Linked DNA regions of Homo sapiens: region 2 is linked to region 1. Evidence: chromatin contacts called from ENCODE Hi-C or POLR2A ChIA-PET data. All regions are on one chromosome and are shown on one strand. Each heading gives the region's core, a stretch centred on a gene start or an enhancer-like site at or near the end of the contact. The rest is flanking DNA. Distances are from core to core; before and after follow the strand shown. Region 1 holds the start of CBFA2T2 (CBFA2/RUNX1 partner transcriptional co-repressor 2). Region 2 overlaps CBFA2T2 (CBFA2/RUNX1 partner transcriptional co-repressor 2).

Evidence for each region. A loop is a pair of places that touch in the nucleus more often than their neighbours do. ChIA-PET counts read pairs that join two places held with the same protein, here RNA polymerase II (POLR2A). Pooled maps may share reads with other maps.
Region 2: a loop to region 1 is called in a map of ascending aorta, with 2.7 times the contacts of the local background. The contact joins the enhancer-like site here to the promoter of CBFA2T2 in region 1. A Hi-C loop is called at or near these places in 2 of 168 maps with a recorded cell type or tissue (ascending aorta and ovary), 5 of 37 single-sample maps with no recorded cell type and 11 of 50 pooled maps. POLR2A ChIA-PET finds 5 or more read pairs at or near these places in 22 of 52 experiments (A549, AG04449, AG04450 and 16 more).

What each region holds. Positions count from the first base shown.
Region 1 is chr20:33,485,323-33,492,870 of GRCh38, reverse strand. CBFA2T2 (CBFA2/RUNX1 partner transcriptional co-repressor 2) reads right to left here and starts at 2,775. Exons shown (of 11, transcript NM_001032999.3): 1 at 2,570-2,775. The coding sequence starts at 2,603. RefSeq lists silencers at 2,456-2,735, 2,746-2,965 and an enhancer at 3,060-3,608.
Region 2 is chr20:33,644,788-33,652,335 of GRCh38, reverse strand. It overlaps CBFA2T2 (CBFA2/RUNX1 partner transcriptional co-repressor 2), which reads right to left. Exons shown (of 11, transcript NM_001032999.3): 11 at 2,306-7,548. Among named protein-coding and RNA genes, the nearest start is that of C20orf144, 14 kb to the left of the region's middle. Within about 2 kb of position 4,580, at least 8 of the 41 ENCODE cell types and tissues checked have a DNase peak (open chromatin) inside an H3K27ac peak, as active enhancers do; they include CD8-positive, alpha-beta T cell, GM12878 and ascending aorta, where a contact is called at or near this core.

The DNA of each region.
Region 1 (7,548 bases), core at 1,526-4,025:
ACTACACCAAGTGTACTGTCTAGGAATGTAATACAGAATTCTCTTAGAAACACTAAAAAAGGCCAGGCAAAGTGGCTCATGACTTTAATCCCAGCAATTTGGATGGCTGAGGAAGGAGGATTACTCAAGCCCAGGACTTCCGGACTAGCATGGGCAACAAAGCAAGACCCCATCTCTACAAAAAATAAAAAAATTAGCTGGGTGTGGTGGCGCCTGGAGTCCCAGCTACTCAAGTGGCTGAGGCAGGAGAATCACTTGAACCCAGGAGGTTGAGGCTGCTGTGGGCCATGATGACGCCACTGCACTCCAGTCTGGGTGACAGAGAGAGACTGTCTCAAAAAAAGGAAAAAAGAAAACAAAAATGTAGTTACGTAACAGAAGCAAAAGTTGTGCTTTTGGGCATATTTTAAACTAAATACTACACAAAAGAAATTTGGACACAATCTTTTTTTTTTAAGTGAAAGCAAGTTTATTATGGAAGTAAAGAAACAAAGGAAGACTACTTCATAGGCAGAAGAGCCCCCCAATTTTTTCAAATAAAAAGTCCTTTCTGGTCAGGCTTGGTGACTCACGCTCGTAATCCCAGCACTTTGGGAGGCTGAGGTGGGTGAATTACCTGAGGTCAGGGGTTCGAGACCAGCCTGACCAATATGGTGAAACCCTGTCTCTACTAAAAATATAAAAATTAAGGCCGGGCGCAGTGGCTCATGCCTCTAATCCCAGCACTTTGAGAGGCTGAGGCAGATGGATCCCCTGAGTTCAGGAGTTCACGACCAGCCTGGCCAACATGGTAAAACCGTCTCTACTAAAAATGCAAAAAATTAGTCAGGTGTGGTGGCAGGCGCCTGTAATCGCAGCTACTCTGGAGGCTGATGCAGGAGAATCGCTTGAACCTGGGGCGGGGGGAGGTTGCAGTGAGCCGATATTGTACTACTGCACTCCAGCCTGGGCAACAAGAACAAAACTCCGTCTCAAAAAAAATAATAAAATAAAATAAAATAATTGGCCGAGCGTGGTGGCATATGCCTGTAGTCCCAGCTACTCCGGAGGCTGAGACAGGAGAATAGCTTGAACCCAGGAGACGGAGGTTGCAGTGAGCCAAGATCACACCCCTGCACTCCAGTCTGGGCGACAGAGCAAGATTCCGTCTCAAAAAAAAAAAAGCCTTTCATTTTACAGAGATGCTGTACCTTTGCAAGCCTAAAAGAGTAATCACTATCCGCCTCTTTAGTTGGAAATTTCATGAGGAATGGATCAAACCATCAAAAGCAGTAACTGCAAGCTGGGTGTATCTACTTTTTCTATCTTCAATCCAACATTTAATGGGTGCAAAAAAAAAGAAGCGTAAAGCCTCCCTTTCACGTGTTTAAGGACATCAGCTCTGAGACTAGTACTCAGAGTACCTTCTGTTACTCAGTTTCATCCTCTGCAAAATGGGCATCCTCAAATAATGTCTTACTTAGGATGTCATCAAGATTAAACAATTAAAAAAACATGCAAAACATGTTTATCTGTTTCCTCATTTACTATGTCTCTCCCTCTCCTAACTAAACTCAAAACCCCAGTTCGGTCTATCTTGTTTATTGTATTCCCAGGGCCTGGAATGGTATTTTTAAACTTACTATATGATTTAATAAATATTAAGTGAATAGAATGCAAAATGTCTGGTGCTCAAAAAAATGTTGGCTATTATAATTACAATAATGAAAAACAATTAAAATTTTATTGTTCTTATTCAGAGAAGCCACCCCTCCCCCAAGGATCTCACACATCAAGGAGGAACACTAGATAAATACTGGAATGGCTAAATGGAAGTAAGAATAACAATTAGATCATGGAGCAGGACTAACAGACAACAAAACAAAATCTTAACACGGCTAGAGCCTAATTTCGGACTTTTCCGAGTGCGGTGCACACTGGATCAGATTAATAAAGGACGATTACAATAATGACAGTTTTCACAATTGTGTGTGTGCCACGGTCGGTGTCAAGCGTTTTACTGGCCTCACAAAACCCAAGAACCCTGGGGGAGGGAGGGAACCCGCTCCACATCCCCATTTTGCAGATGGGGGAACTGAGGCACCGGGAGAGCCAAGGTCACTACCTAAATGGGGAAGCCTGGATGTGAACCCAGGTAGCCAACTACTGAGCCTGCGCTCAAACAGGCCCTCCGAGGGGCCATTCTCATCTCCTCCAACCCTCAACATCGGGCGGGTGTAGTATTTCCCCAGGAGCCGGACTTCGTGGCCCCAGCGCTGGGACAACAAAATGATTCTTGCCCGCCGGCAAGTCCCATGGACGCCGGCCCGGCCTAAGTTCCGAGGCCGCGGGCCCCACAATTTCCCTCACACCGTGAGCCCCGAGCTCTTCGGGCGGCGCAGGAAGCGACGGGGTGGCCTCAGGAGCCCGGGAAGGCCCGCCCCGCTGCGTGACCTTGGATCCGCCGCCCCGCTTCGGGCCTCAGTTTCCACTCCCGGCCTCGCGCCCGGGGCACTCGGAATCACCGCGCCTGCGGAGCCGCAGGCCCTCACACGCCCCCCTCGGCCGCCCGCATTCACGCCCCACTTACGCTGGAAGGCGGCCGCTCCAGGGACGCCTACCATCGCCGAGCGCCGCCGCCGCGCGCCGCCCGCCTCTACCCGCGACACGGGTCCCTCGCAGGCGCCGCCCGCCTCGACCCGCGGCCCGGGTCCCTCGCAGGCGTCGCCGCGAGATCTGCAGCCGCCGAGCTAACCAGACACCACCACCGCTGCTGTCGCCGTCGCCGCCGCCGCCGCCGCCGTTAGGCCGCGCCCCGCCCCGCCCCCGGCTGGCCCCGCCCCGCCCGCCGGGCACGCCCCCGCCGCGCGCTCTCGCCGCCAGGCCAACGCACGCGGAAGCCCGGCCCCAAGACCAGCTCCCATTAAGCACCGCCCCCTAACCTGACCCGCCCCTTCCGCGGGAACCGACCGCCGAATCCCGGCGCAGCCTGCTTCTCAGACCTGCCCCCTCGGCGTCACGCGCGCCCGTCACGCGCACGGCCCACTTTCTAGCTCCAGACTTCCCGGTGTAGCCAGGGCAGTGGCCCAGGCTCGGGGGCCGAGTGCTAGGGGGAGGGATTACAACGAGTGGCAACGTCTCACCTGAGTTCTCCAGGTACAGGCCTGATGGCTTTTGCGCATGCCTTTGAGCGAGCCCCCTGGCTCAAAGTGTTTTTGGCCTGAAGTATTCTAAATGCCTAAAATTTCATCATCGTAATTTTAATAACTGTTGGCCGGGCGTGGTGGCCCACGCCTGTAATCCTAGTACTTTGGGAGGCCAAAGGAGAGTCACTTGAGCTCAGGAGTTTGAGACTAGCGTCTCTATTAAAAAAATAAATAAATAAAAATAAAAAATAGACCAGGCACGGTGGCTCAGGCCTATAATCCTAACACTTTGGGAGGCCGAGGAGGGTGGATTACCTGAGGTCAGAACTTCGAGGCTAGTCTGGCCAATGTGGCGAAACGCTGTCTCTACTAAAAATACAAAACTTAGAGCCGGGCGCAGTGGCTCAAGCCTGTAATCCTAGCACTTTGGGAGGCCGAGGCGGGAGGATCACGAGGTCAGGAGTTTGAAGACCAGTCTGGCCTATAAGGTGAAACCCTATCTCTACTAAAAAAATAAATAAATAAAAATACAAAAATTAGCCTGGTGCGGTGGCGCGTGCCTTTAGTCCCAGCTACTCGGGAGGCTGGGGCAGGAGAATCACTTGAATCCGGGAGGGGGAGGTTGCAGTGAGCCGAGATCGGAGCCATTGCACTCCAGCCTGAGCAAAAAGAGCAAAACTCCGTATCAAAAAAACAAAACAAGGCCAGGAGCTGTGGCTCACCCCTGTAATCCCAGCACTTTGGGACGCCGAAGCTGGCAGATCACAGCTCAGGATTTGGAGACCAGCCTGACCAACGTGGTGAAACCCCGTCTGTACTAAAAATACAAAAATTAGCTGGACTTGGTTTCACAAGCCTGTAATCCCAGCTAATCAGGAGGCTGAGACAGGAGAATTGCTTGAACCCCGGAGGCGGAGGTTGCACCGAGCCAAGATCACGACACTGCACTCCCACCTGGGTGACAGAGCGAGACTCCCTCTCAAAAAACAAAACAAAACAAAACAAAAAAATTAGCTGGGCGCGGTGGCGGGTGTCCATAATCCCAGCTACTCGGGAGGCTGAGGCAGGAGAGTCGCTTGAACCTGGGAGGCAGAGGTTGCAGTGAACCGAAATCGCGCCACTACACTCTAGCCTGGGCAACAGAGGGAAGCTCCGTCTGAAAAGAAAAGAAAAGAATAAAGACTCTTGTTTCTCAGTATTATTTCAGATATCTCACACCAAGAATATAGAATGCATTTGTATTTTACTTGTGTATTGAAAACAAATTTTAAAAGACAGAATGTAGGCCGGCCGGGTACAGTGGTTTATGCCTCTAATCCCGGCACTTTGGGAGGCCAAGGCAGGTGGATCGCTTGAGTCCAGGAGTTCAAGACTAGCCTGGGTAACACGGGGAAACCGCGCCTGTACAAAAAATACAAAAATTAGCCAGACATGGTGTTGCACACACGCTTGTAGTCTCAGCTACACAGAAGGCTGCGGTGGGAGGATCATATGAGCCAGGGAGTCAGAGGTTTCAGTTACCCCAGATCAGACCAATGTACTCTGGCCTGATCTAACAGATCAGGCGTGAGTAACAGAGTGAGACCCTGTCTCAAAAAAAGAAAAAAAAATGTAGAAATAAGAACATATGTGCATATACCAGCTGGGTATAGTGGTTCACACCTGTAATCCTAGCACTTTGGGAGGCTGAAGTGGGCAGATCACAAAAGGTCAGGAGTTCGAGACCAGCCTGGCCAACATGGTGAAAACCTGTCTCTACTAAAAATACAAAAGTTAGCCAGGAGTGGTGGCGTGTGCCTGTAGTCTCAGCTACTCAGGAGGCTGAGGCAGGAGGATGGCTTGAACTTGGGAGGTGGCAGTTGCAGTGAGCCAAGATCATGCCACTGCACTCCAGCCTGGGCCACAAAGCAAGACTCTGTCTCAAAACAAAACAAAAAAAAAAAAAAGAGAGAGAAGAAAAGAACATATGTGGCCAGGCATGGTGGCTCATGCCTGTAATCCCAGCACTTTGGGAGACTGAGGCAGACAGATCACCTGAGGTTGGGAGTTCGAGACCAGCCTGACCAACATGGAGGAACCCTGTCTCTAGTAAAAATACACAATTTGCTGGGCACATGCCTGTAACACCAGCTACTCAGGAGGCTGAGGCAGGAGAATCACTTAAACCCGGGAGGCAGAGGTTGCAGTGAGCCGAGATTGCGCCATTGCACTTCAGCCTGGGCAACAAGAGCGAAACTTCATCTCAAAAAAAAGAAAAGAACATGCATGTATATATATACTCTTTAAAGTGCCATGAGCACTGATGAAGAAAGCCCTCCCTAGAACGTTTTTGGAAAACACAATAAAAGGTACCAATGTACTCAGAGAGTCCCAGGAAGGGTCTCTAAACCACAACTAAAAGGCTATGAGGAATTCAGATGGGGTTAACAGCCCAGCTGAAATTTCACTTCCTTTGTGAAAATCTCTCCAATGCTCCTATCAAAAAATAATTTTCAAGACTGGGCAATAAAGTGAGACCTCCTTTCTACAAAAAATAAAAAAATTAGCAAGGCATGGTGGTGCACGCCTGTAGTCCCAGCTACTCAGGAGGCTGAGGCAGGAGGATTGGCTTGAGCCCAGGAGGTCAAGGCTGCAGTGAGCTGTGATCCGACCACTGCACTCCAGCATGGGTGACAGAGCAAGACCGTGCCTCAAAAAAAGAGTGATAATAATTTGGCCGGATGCGGTGGCTCATGCCTGCAATCTCAGCACTTTGGAAGGCTGAGGCAGGTGGATCACCTGAGGTCAGGAGTTTGAGACCAGCCTGGCCAACATGGTGAAACCCCATCTCTACTAAAAATACAAAAATTAGCTCGCATTGTGGCGGGCACCTGTAATCCCAGCTACTTGGGAGGCTGAGGCAGGAGAATCGCTTGAACCAGGAGACTGAGGTTATGGTAAGTCGAGATCATGCCACTGCACTCCAGTCTAGCGATAGAGTGAGACTCTGTCTCAAAAATAATTACTATTGACCGGGTGCGGTGGCTCACGCCTGTAATCCCAGCACTTTGGGAAGCCAAGGCTGGCGGATCACGAGGTCAGGAGATCGAGACCATCCTGGCTAACACAGTGAAACCCCATCCCTACTAAAAATACAAAAAAAAAAAATTAGCTGGGTGTGGTGGCGGGCGCCTGTAGTCCCAGCTACTTGGAAGGCTGAGGCAGGAGAATGGCGTGAACCTGGGAGGTGGAGCTTGCAGTGAGCTGAGATCGCGCCACCGCACTCCATCCTGGGCGACAGAGCGAGACTCCATCTCAGAAAAAACAACAACAACAACAACAAAAAAAAAACAAAGTGCTGGGATTACAGTCGTGAACCATGGCACCCACCCCGACCAGCTAATTATTATTATTAGTAGTAGTAGTAGTAGTAGAGGTGGTGTCTCTTTGTGTTGCCCAGGCTGGTCTTAAACTCCTAGAGCTCAAGCAATCCTCCAGCCTGGGCCTCTCAAAGTGCTAGAATTGTAAGCACGCGCTACCACACCCAACCTTCAAACTTTTTAAGATTCAAGTAAGAGAGACCGGGCCCAGTGGCTCACGCCTGTAATCCCAGCACTTTGGGAGGCTGAGGCGGGCTGATGATGAGGTCAGGAATTTGAGACCAGCCTGGCCAGCATGATGAAACCTCGTCTCTACTAAAAATACAAAAATTAGCCAGGCGTGGTGGCATGCACCTGTAATCCCAGCTACTCAGGAGGCTGAAAAATGAGAATCGTGCCAGGCATGGTGGCTCACGCCTGTAATCCCAGCACTTTGGGAGGCCGAGGTGGGTGGATTACCTGAGTTCAGGAGTTTGAGACCAGCCTGACCAACATGGAGAAACCCCGTCTCTACTAAAAATACAAAATTAGCCGGACGTGGTGACTCATGCCTGTAATTCCAGCTACTCAGGAGGCTGAGGCAGAAGAATCGCTTGAACCTGGGAGTTGGAGGTTGCGGTGAGCCGAGATCGCGCCACTGCACTCCAGCCTGGGCAACAACAGCAAAATTCCATCTCAAAAAAAAAAAAAAAGAACAAGAATCGCTTGAACCCGGGAGGCGGAGGTTGCAGTGAGCTGAGATTGTGCACTCCAGCCTGGGTGACAGAGTGAGACTCCATTTCAAAAAAAAAAAAAGAACTATTATGAAGAATTTTATGCCCTCAAGTTTGACATTTTAGATAAAATCAATAATTTCCTTGAAAGATACAAACTACTGGCCGGGCACGGTGGCTCACGCCTGTAATCCCAGCACTTTGGGAGGCCGAGGCGGGCAGATCACGAGGTCAGGAGATCGAGACCATCCTGGCTAACACAGTGAAACCCCGTCTCTACTAAAAATACAAAAAAAATTAGCCAGGCGTGGTGTCGGCCGTCTGTAGTCCCAGCTACTCCGGAGGCTGAGG
Region 2 (7,548 bases), core at 3,331-5,830, 160 kb before region 1:
AACTCCGGACTTCATGATCTGCCCTCCTCGGCCTCCCAAAGTGCTGGGATTACAGGCGCGAACTGCTGTGCCCTGCCTGTATCTGGTGATTGTAATATCTGAAGTCCCAGGGGTTAAATCAATTATTGTTCCTGTTGACTTTGCTAACAATGGCTCATTTTCTTGAAGGTTCAGTAGTGTTTCCGGACAGCTTATAATTGGTTGACACACAATATTGACCCTGAAGGTCCTTAATTATCTTAATTTCTCAGCACCAGGATTCCCTGACCTTCCTTCAGTATATACCTGACATGTACAGCTAAGTTTTTAATTTTTGAGACGGGCGTCTCACTATGTTGCCCAGGTTGGTCTCAAACTCCTGGAATCAAGTGATCTCAGCCTCCGAAAGTGCTGGGATTACAGGTGTGAGCCGCCACGCCCGGCCCAGTTTTTCTTTCTTTTTCTCAAGCAGGGACAGAGCTGTTTCCAATTCAGTTTCCATTGCAGATGGGCAGATTTTCCCTGCCGCCTTTTCACGGTGCCAAAGGTGCTGAGCTACCTGCCATTGTGGAAAGGCCCCGGTTTTGTTTCCGTACTTTGTATATGCTCAAAACCAAGCCTCACATTGCGCCTAGAGGCAATCTCCCTCCAACTCTTGAGTTCTTGGAAATGTCCTATCTGTGACCTCAGCAATACAGTTAAAAGTACATTCATTATAATTTATCTGGCATCTGGGTGTTTTGTGGTCACGAAAAGATTTTCAGCCTGCCATTTCTATGGCACATTCCGTTTCCACCAACATAGTGCTCTTGTGGAGGGCTGACAGTCCCATGACTGAGATCTTGTCATTGTTCTAGGTGGGCAGATTGCAGTGCAGCCCAGAAAGGTTTGCAGTTGGCACCACCTGCACCAAAGATCATACAGCCAACCCCTACGCCATAGGCTAGCCCTTCTCCTCGTCTCCAGATCTAGTAACCAGTCCCTCTCCCCTTGCATTCTAGGGGATTGTGAAGCTAGTGGTCCCAACGAGCCTCTTGGGCAAGGCTGTTCAGGAGAGGCGGGTCTCAGGGAGAGAGCACAGATGGGTATCTGAGTGACAGAAGTGAGGCCTCAGCTCACCAGCTGGTAAACCGGACTGGCAGCCTGAAATTCCACACACAGGTGTGCCTGCACCAGCCTTAGGGCCACGGAAAGTACCACCCAGGGGCTGCTGGAGGCAACACAAGCTGTTGGGCTTTTAGGGAGAGTAGTTTGTACAGATTTCAAGGATCCAAGAAATGTTCAGTATCAAAAACCCCCACTTTGGAAAATTATCCTAGGGAAATAAATAATGCGAAGAAAGAGTATGCATAGAAGATGTATGCCACACTGGAAAACGCGAAAGCGATCCAATTGCCCAACAGAAGGTGAAGGGTTAAAAAAAATTATGGCCTCAATTAAATGATGCAACCATTTAGCAAATAAATTAAATTGGAAGGCAACAGTAAAATTACCTGTGATTTAACATCAGTGTCATAAGGACATAAGTGAATATTTGACAAGTCCAGGTATGTTTGTTAACATTTGTGTTAAAATTTTACAAGAAAATACATGTTACTAGAAAATATATCCACAAGTCCACCACCCTGTTCAGGCAGGACAGATGGTCAGATTCTCTGTGGTTCATTTTTCCTTATTACAAGATAATTTGGCCGGGTGCAGTGGCTCATGCTTGTAGTCCCAGGACTTTGGCGGGGGCGAGGCAGGCAGATCGCTTGAGCCCGGGAGTTTGAGGCCAGCCTGGGCAACATGGTGAAACCCTGTCTCTATAGAAAATACAAAAAATCAGCCAGGCGTGGTAGCCCATGCCTGTAGTTCCAGTTACTTAGGAGGCTGAGGTGGGAGGATTGCCTGAGTCTGGGAGGTGGAGGCTGCACTGAGCTGTGATCGTGCCACTGCATTCCAGCCTGGGCAACAGAGACCCTGCCCCCTCCCCACAAAACAAAACGAAACACCACTTAAAAGAAATAACGGGGAGTGTCTGGAAGCTGTTGTTGGCCCTTGACCGCAGGCCCACTGGTGGGCTCCAGCAGCCAGCCTGGTTGGGCCTGGTCCCCACAGGGCACTGACCAGTTGGTGCAGCTGGCTTTCCAGAGAGGCCAGTTCCAGGCACATGGGGTGCAGACACCCCCTGCTTCATGCCCTTGGATGCTCTTCAGGCCACGACTAGAACCAGTTGAGGCCCCTCTCTCCCTCTTCCTCAAGGATTTGGGAATTAGGGTGAGGGGACACCTCCTAGTGTAGGGACCACCTTTCCTCCCGGTCCCATTCCAGCTTGAGGCAGAAAAGGAATATAGCCTTTTTATTGACTACTTTAAGTAGAACAAACTAAATACATATTTAACAGTTTTGGTTCATTTATACAGTACATTAAATAAGTTATGCACAGAGTTAGGTAACAAAAATTCCTATCAGAGTAAAATGACAAAGCACAGAAAAACCAGATTCTAATGCATTCTGTGGGTGGTGTCACATTCATCATCCCCCTTTAAAAACCACGCGTGGAGGCTTCGTTTTCTATTTATTTACATTATTGGCTTTCTTTTGTGAGCGGAGCCTTTGTAGCCTCGTCAGGAAGTTGGAAAGCCACGTTAAGGGGACTGAAGGCCTCTTGGCGCAGCAGCCCTTTCAATCATTCGCCTAATGCTTATTGCTGCTTCTCTGCCGACTCCAAGGTAGGGATGGGGCTGTCCCCAACAGACACCAGCGCACATGCCCTATTTGGTATAAGCATCACTGAGTGTACACTGGGCAGCCGTAGGCTCGACCAGATGGGGTCTGTGAGGGAAGCTCCACCTCAGGGGCTGTGGAGGGGGAGGAGGGGACACAAGGCCCGCCCCTCAGGCCTCCTAACCTTCTCTTAGCTCACGATGGAAAAGGTCACCTGCACCATCATCTTTGGAAATGAGCACGTCGATGCCCGAGGAAAGAGGCAGGTAGTCAACGTTTTGGTTTCACAAGAACTACAGACACTCCAGAGTTGGAAGGGCCCTGCGGAGCCGCTGGCACAGCCCCCACCGCAATCTGGGCAGGGCTGCTCTCGACAGCTGGCCATCTGGCCCGTGCTGGAACAGTCCATGCTCCGCTGGCTATTCTTCCGTTTGGTTCAGACACGCTACCACCCAGTTTTCTGCAAACAGCTTAAAAAAAAAAATCTAAGGAAGTTGGTTTGGTCTACTGACCTGGGAGCCTGGAAACCTTGTTTCTAGTTCAGTTCTGAAGAAAGCCTCCAAGAAGTGTTCTATTTTCAGTGATTTATTCAATTCTACAGTTTCCAGGACAGATGGCCATCCGGTCATTCTGTTTTCATTTTGAAGAGCTCACTACCGTACAATTCCAGCTGTGCTGAACCTTCAAACGCACTTGTTGCGATATCCTCTAGAACTACCCAGAATGATGTCTATACCCTTTGCAAGCAGGTGACAAGCCGAGGCTTACTAACTCTGGGACAGGGCTGTACAAAGTAAAGCATGGGTTTTCTGTCTGGAAGCTGAAGATGTCAAGTTGACACTAAGCAGTGATGAACTCCTGGTGACCTTCTGGCCCAAATGGGCAAAGGAAATCCACGCTGCAGAGAGCGGGCAGCAGCCAAGGCCAGGTGTGGACTTGTGGTGGCAAGATGTGTCCTGTTTCCAGACAGACATTTCTAACCCAGCACTGCCCTAGAAATAATCTACGCAATCGGTGACCCCACGGTCACCCAACCGTGCCTGAGCGGATCTGCTAGAGCACCAGCCCTGGAGCTGCAGGGCCCCCCAGTGTGGAGTGCCCCCACCTCCCGAAGTGGACTGCCTAGGCCTAGGCTTAAACAACTTCTTGAGTCACCTTCCCCACTGGATGAGTCAGGCACGGTGCAGGCAAGTGGGGACAAAAAGGACAAGCAAAGACGTGAAACCCAGCCCTCAAGAAACTCTGGGGACATCTGGCATCTTTGGTCTTCTCTGGTCCCTGCAATCATTCCTCACTTGGCCGACCATAATGTCCCACAACTCATCAGTGTTCCTTGGCGGGTGGTGCTGAGCACTGGTCTCACCCTAGACATGTCTGGCTGATGGCCAGTCACATGTTGCATCTCTTTTTAGTTTCTAGGTTTCTGAAGAGCCTGCGCTTGACTGATACCTTCTGTACCACCATGCCAGCTCCTCTTTGCCTTTTATGTCACTGCAAATATGAACTGTAGAGGTCAGTCCTCTAAGCAGGCTGAATTTCCACTCCCCACCTGGTAGCTGAGGTGCTGTCAGCAGAGGCTGGGAACCACGCAAGGAACCTGGATTCGCTCCTGCGCCTCTAGCTGCCTACCCCGCCCCAATGGTGCTCCTCCTCCTGACCAGAGAGTTGGAGAATTTCAGAAAGGGATTCTTGAAATGTGAATAGAAGGTCCTGGGCAGAGGCCCTCGTGACTTCTGTGTGAAACTGACCAGAATTAACACAGCAGAAGGTTTGCAAACTGAGCTTCAGTGTGGAATACTGCCCAGGTTTGCAGATCAGCCTCTGGGCAGCACGAGCAGGGTGGAAGAGCATTACAAAGATTCAGAAAACGAAACTGTCACAGCAACCACAGCCCACAAGAGCAGGCCAGGCTCTGCACACCAAACCTAAGCCTTAGCCACAGAAATGGGCATCGAGCCCTAATAAATATTATTTTGTTGGTTTTGGCTCCTTATTCCAACCAGTAAAAGCATGAGCTACCCTGGCTAGTTTTATGGCCACTGGAGATTTTAAAAACCTGCTCAAGACCGGACACAGTGGCTCATGCCTGTAATCCTGGCACTTTGGGAGGCCAAGGTGGGGGGATCACCTGAGGTCCGGGGTTTGAGACCAGCCTGACCAACAAGGAGAAACCCCGTCTCTACTAAAAATACAAAATTAGTTGGGCGTGGTGGCGCATGCCTGTAATCCCAGCTACTCAGAAGGCTGAGGCAGGAGACTCGCTTGAACCTGGGAGGCAGAGGTTACCGTGAGCCGAGATTGCGCGATTGCACTCCAGCCTGGGAGACAAGAGAGAAACTCCCGTCTCAAAACAAACAAACAAACAAAATAACAATAAAAAACCTGCTTAAGGTGTTAATCCAACAAATCCATGAAAAACTAGTAAGCTGTTGTAATGGCTCTGTGACCTGTGAGACAGCCATGTCTCATGCAAATGTGGCCCTGTCCGGGGTACTGACTCCGTCCCCCTTAGAGTTCCCCACCAAGGACTGTGGCTTAAGGAGGCAGATGGGGTCGGGGGATACCCATGTATTAGGCTGACTGGAAAACTGTGGGGCTTATGTGTTCCACAGCAAAGGAACATGATTCTCTGCTGTTGTTTCACTGGTCACACCTTACTTTAGGCAATGGAAATCTAGGCATTTTAAAGGTGTCGTGCACTAGATTTCTTTGTAAGACTGAAAATGCTTGGTTAGAGTAAATTAGGGACTTGAAATTCTTTAATTTTGCCTTTTTTTTTTTTTTTTTGAGACAGAGTTTTGCTCTGTTGCCCAGGCTGGAGTGCAGTGGTGGAATCTCGGCTCACTGCAACCTCTGGCTCACAGGTTCAAGAGATTCTCTTGCCTCAGCCTCCTGAGTAGCTAGGATTACAGGTGTGTGCCACCACACCCGGCTGATTTTTCTATTTTTTTTTTATTAGAGACAGGGTTTCACCATGTTGGCCAGGTTGGTCTTGAATTCCTGACCTCAAGTGATCTGCCTGCCTCGGTCTCTCAAAGTGCTGGGATTACAGGAGTGAGCCACTGCGCCCAGCCAGGACTTGAAATTCTTACAGTAAGATGTACCTGTATCCAAGGAGAAGGCTACCTGTGTGGATCCCTTTTCCTTTATGGTACTGACAACTTTTATTTTAGACTCTGGTCAGTGCACAGAAGGTGGAGATTTAAACTTGTGCTTCAAAGGCCAGCTGGAGCAGGGCCAATTAAACTTACTCCAACTGATTTCTGGGTGTGAGAGGATGCCAGAGGCTCAAAGATGGAGAGCAGGAGGGGTCGGGGTCCTCAGACTCCCATCAAAACCAAAAAGACAGGCCGGGCATGGTGGCTCACGCTTGTAATCCCTGCACTTTGGGAGGCCAAGGCAGGTCACCTGAGGTCAGGAGTTCGAGATCAGCCTGGCCAACATGGTGAAACCCTGTCTCTACTAAAAATACAAAAATTAGCTGGGCGTGGTGGTGGGCGCCTGTAATCTCAGCTACTCGGGAGGCTGAGGCAGGAGAATTGCTTGAACCTGGAAGGCAGAGGTTGCAGTGAGCCAAGATCATGCCACTGCACTCCAGCCTGGGCAACAGAGTGAGACTTTGTGTTAAAAAACCACCACAACAACAAAAAACAAAACCCAAAAAGACAGGGAAGAATGTGGGAGGCAGTTCCTAACATTCTGAAAGGGATATGAGTGATGTCCCATTTGAAAATGGGAAGCTAGGAAGAAAAATTGATCAGCTTTTCCCAAAATGGTTCACATTTCATAAAACCTTTCTGATGAGCTCAAGGAGGGACGCTATCAGATAACACAAGAGAAGGAAACAGAAGTTGTGTGCCTGATGATAAATCAACATAGTAGATATAATGACCTGTAACTATGAGGTCTGAAGAATTCTTTGAGGTCCAGGAGGGCTTTTCAGATGAGACCAGGCCTTGACAGTGGGGGCAAGTCCTACCAACCTGCACAGCACATCCAGCAGGACAACTGTGGCTCAGCAGGTGCCAAATGGAGCCCATGGGCAGAAGATGCCCACAGCGTTCCAGATGTGTGTGGTCTGAGAGATAAAAGGACACAGAACAAGATGACTGTGCAAATAGCCAAGTGGTGGCAGAAGTTCTGCATTTCCAAGAGATGATCCACTCAATAATTTGACGATACTAGTTGGCCAACATGCTCAGAGAAAACAGACTATCCACAACTGAGCCTCATTCTCTCTCAGATCAATCCATGTGCTGGAAACTATTTTCTGCACAAGCAAAATCAAATGAGAAAAAAAACAGGTCCCAAACTAAAGTAGCCAGCAAGGTTGGAAAATCTTGTCCAAAATCATCTGTGATGTGGGGGAAGTTTTATTTGTTTTATGTTTTTGCTACTACGGGTGCTTTTATTGCAACAGTGACTTCTTTCCTGTGGACTCTGAGATCTTATCAAGTCTGAACAGCAGGGTTGAGAAGAGTCCTGAATGCCGCCTGTTGCTTACCCAAGTCCCCGTGAGGCCAATCAGTGTCATCTGCTGAGGATGGAGATGGGGCCGAAGGAGCTATTCAGGGGTGAGGCAGGCCGCTCCCTGACCGAGGGGCCTCCTCCACAGCCTGCTGCCTGCCGCCTGCCGCCTCCAGCCTGGCTGAGCACATTGGACAGTCTGCTGACTCAAGGAGATGGGGAGGGGAGCTGGTGGTCTACACTGAAAAGGGGCCGGCTAAGTCAGCTTCAGTGGAGAGAGGAACAAACCAGGAAAGCCATGGAGGAGGCAGCTCAGGCTGGCTGCCCATGTGCAGAGAATGGCACACTGGCTCCGCAGACAGCAAGTGCACAGAGAGGCTGTGGGGTGTTATT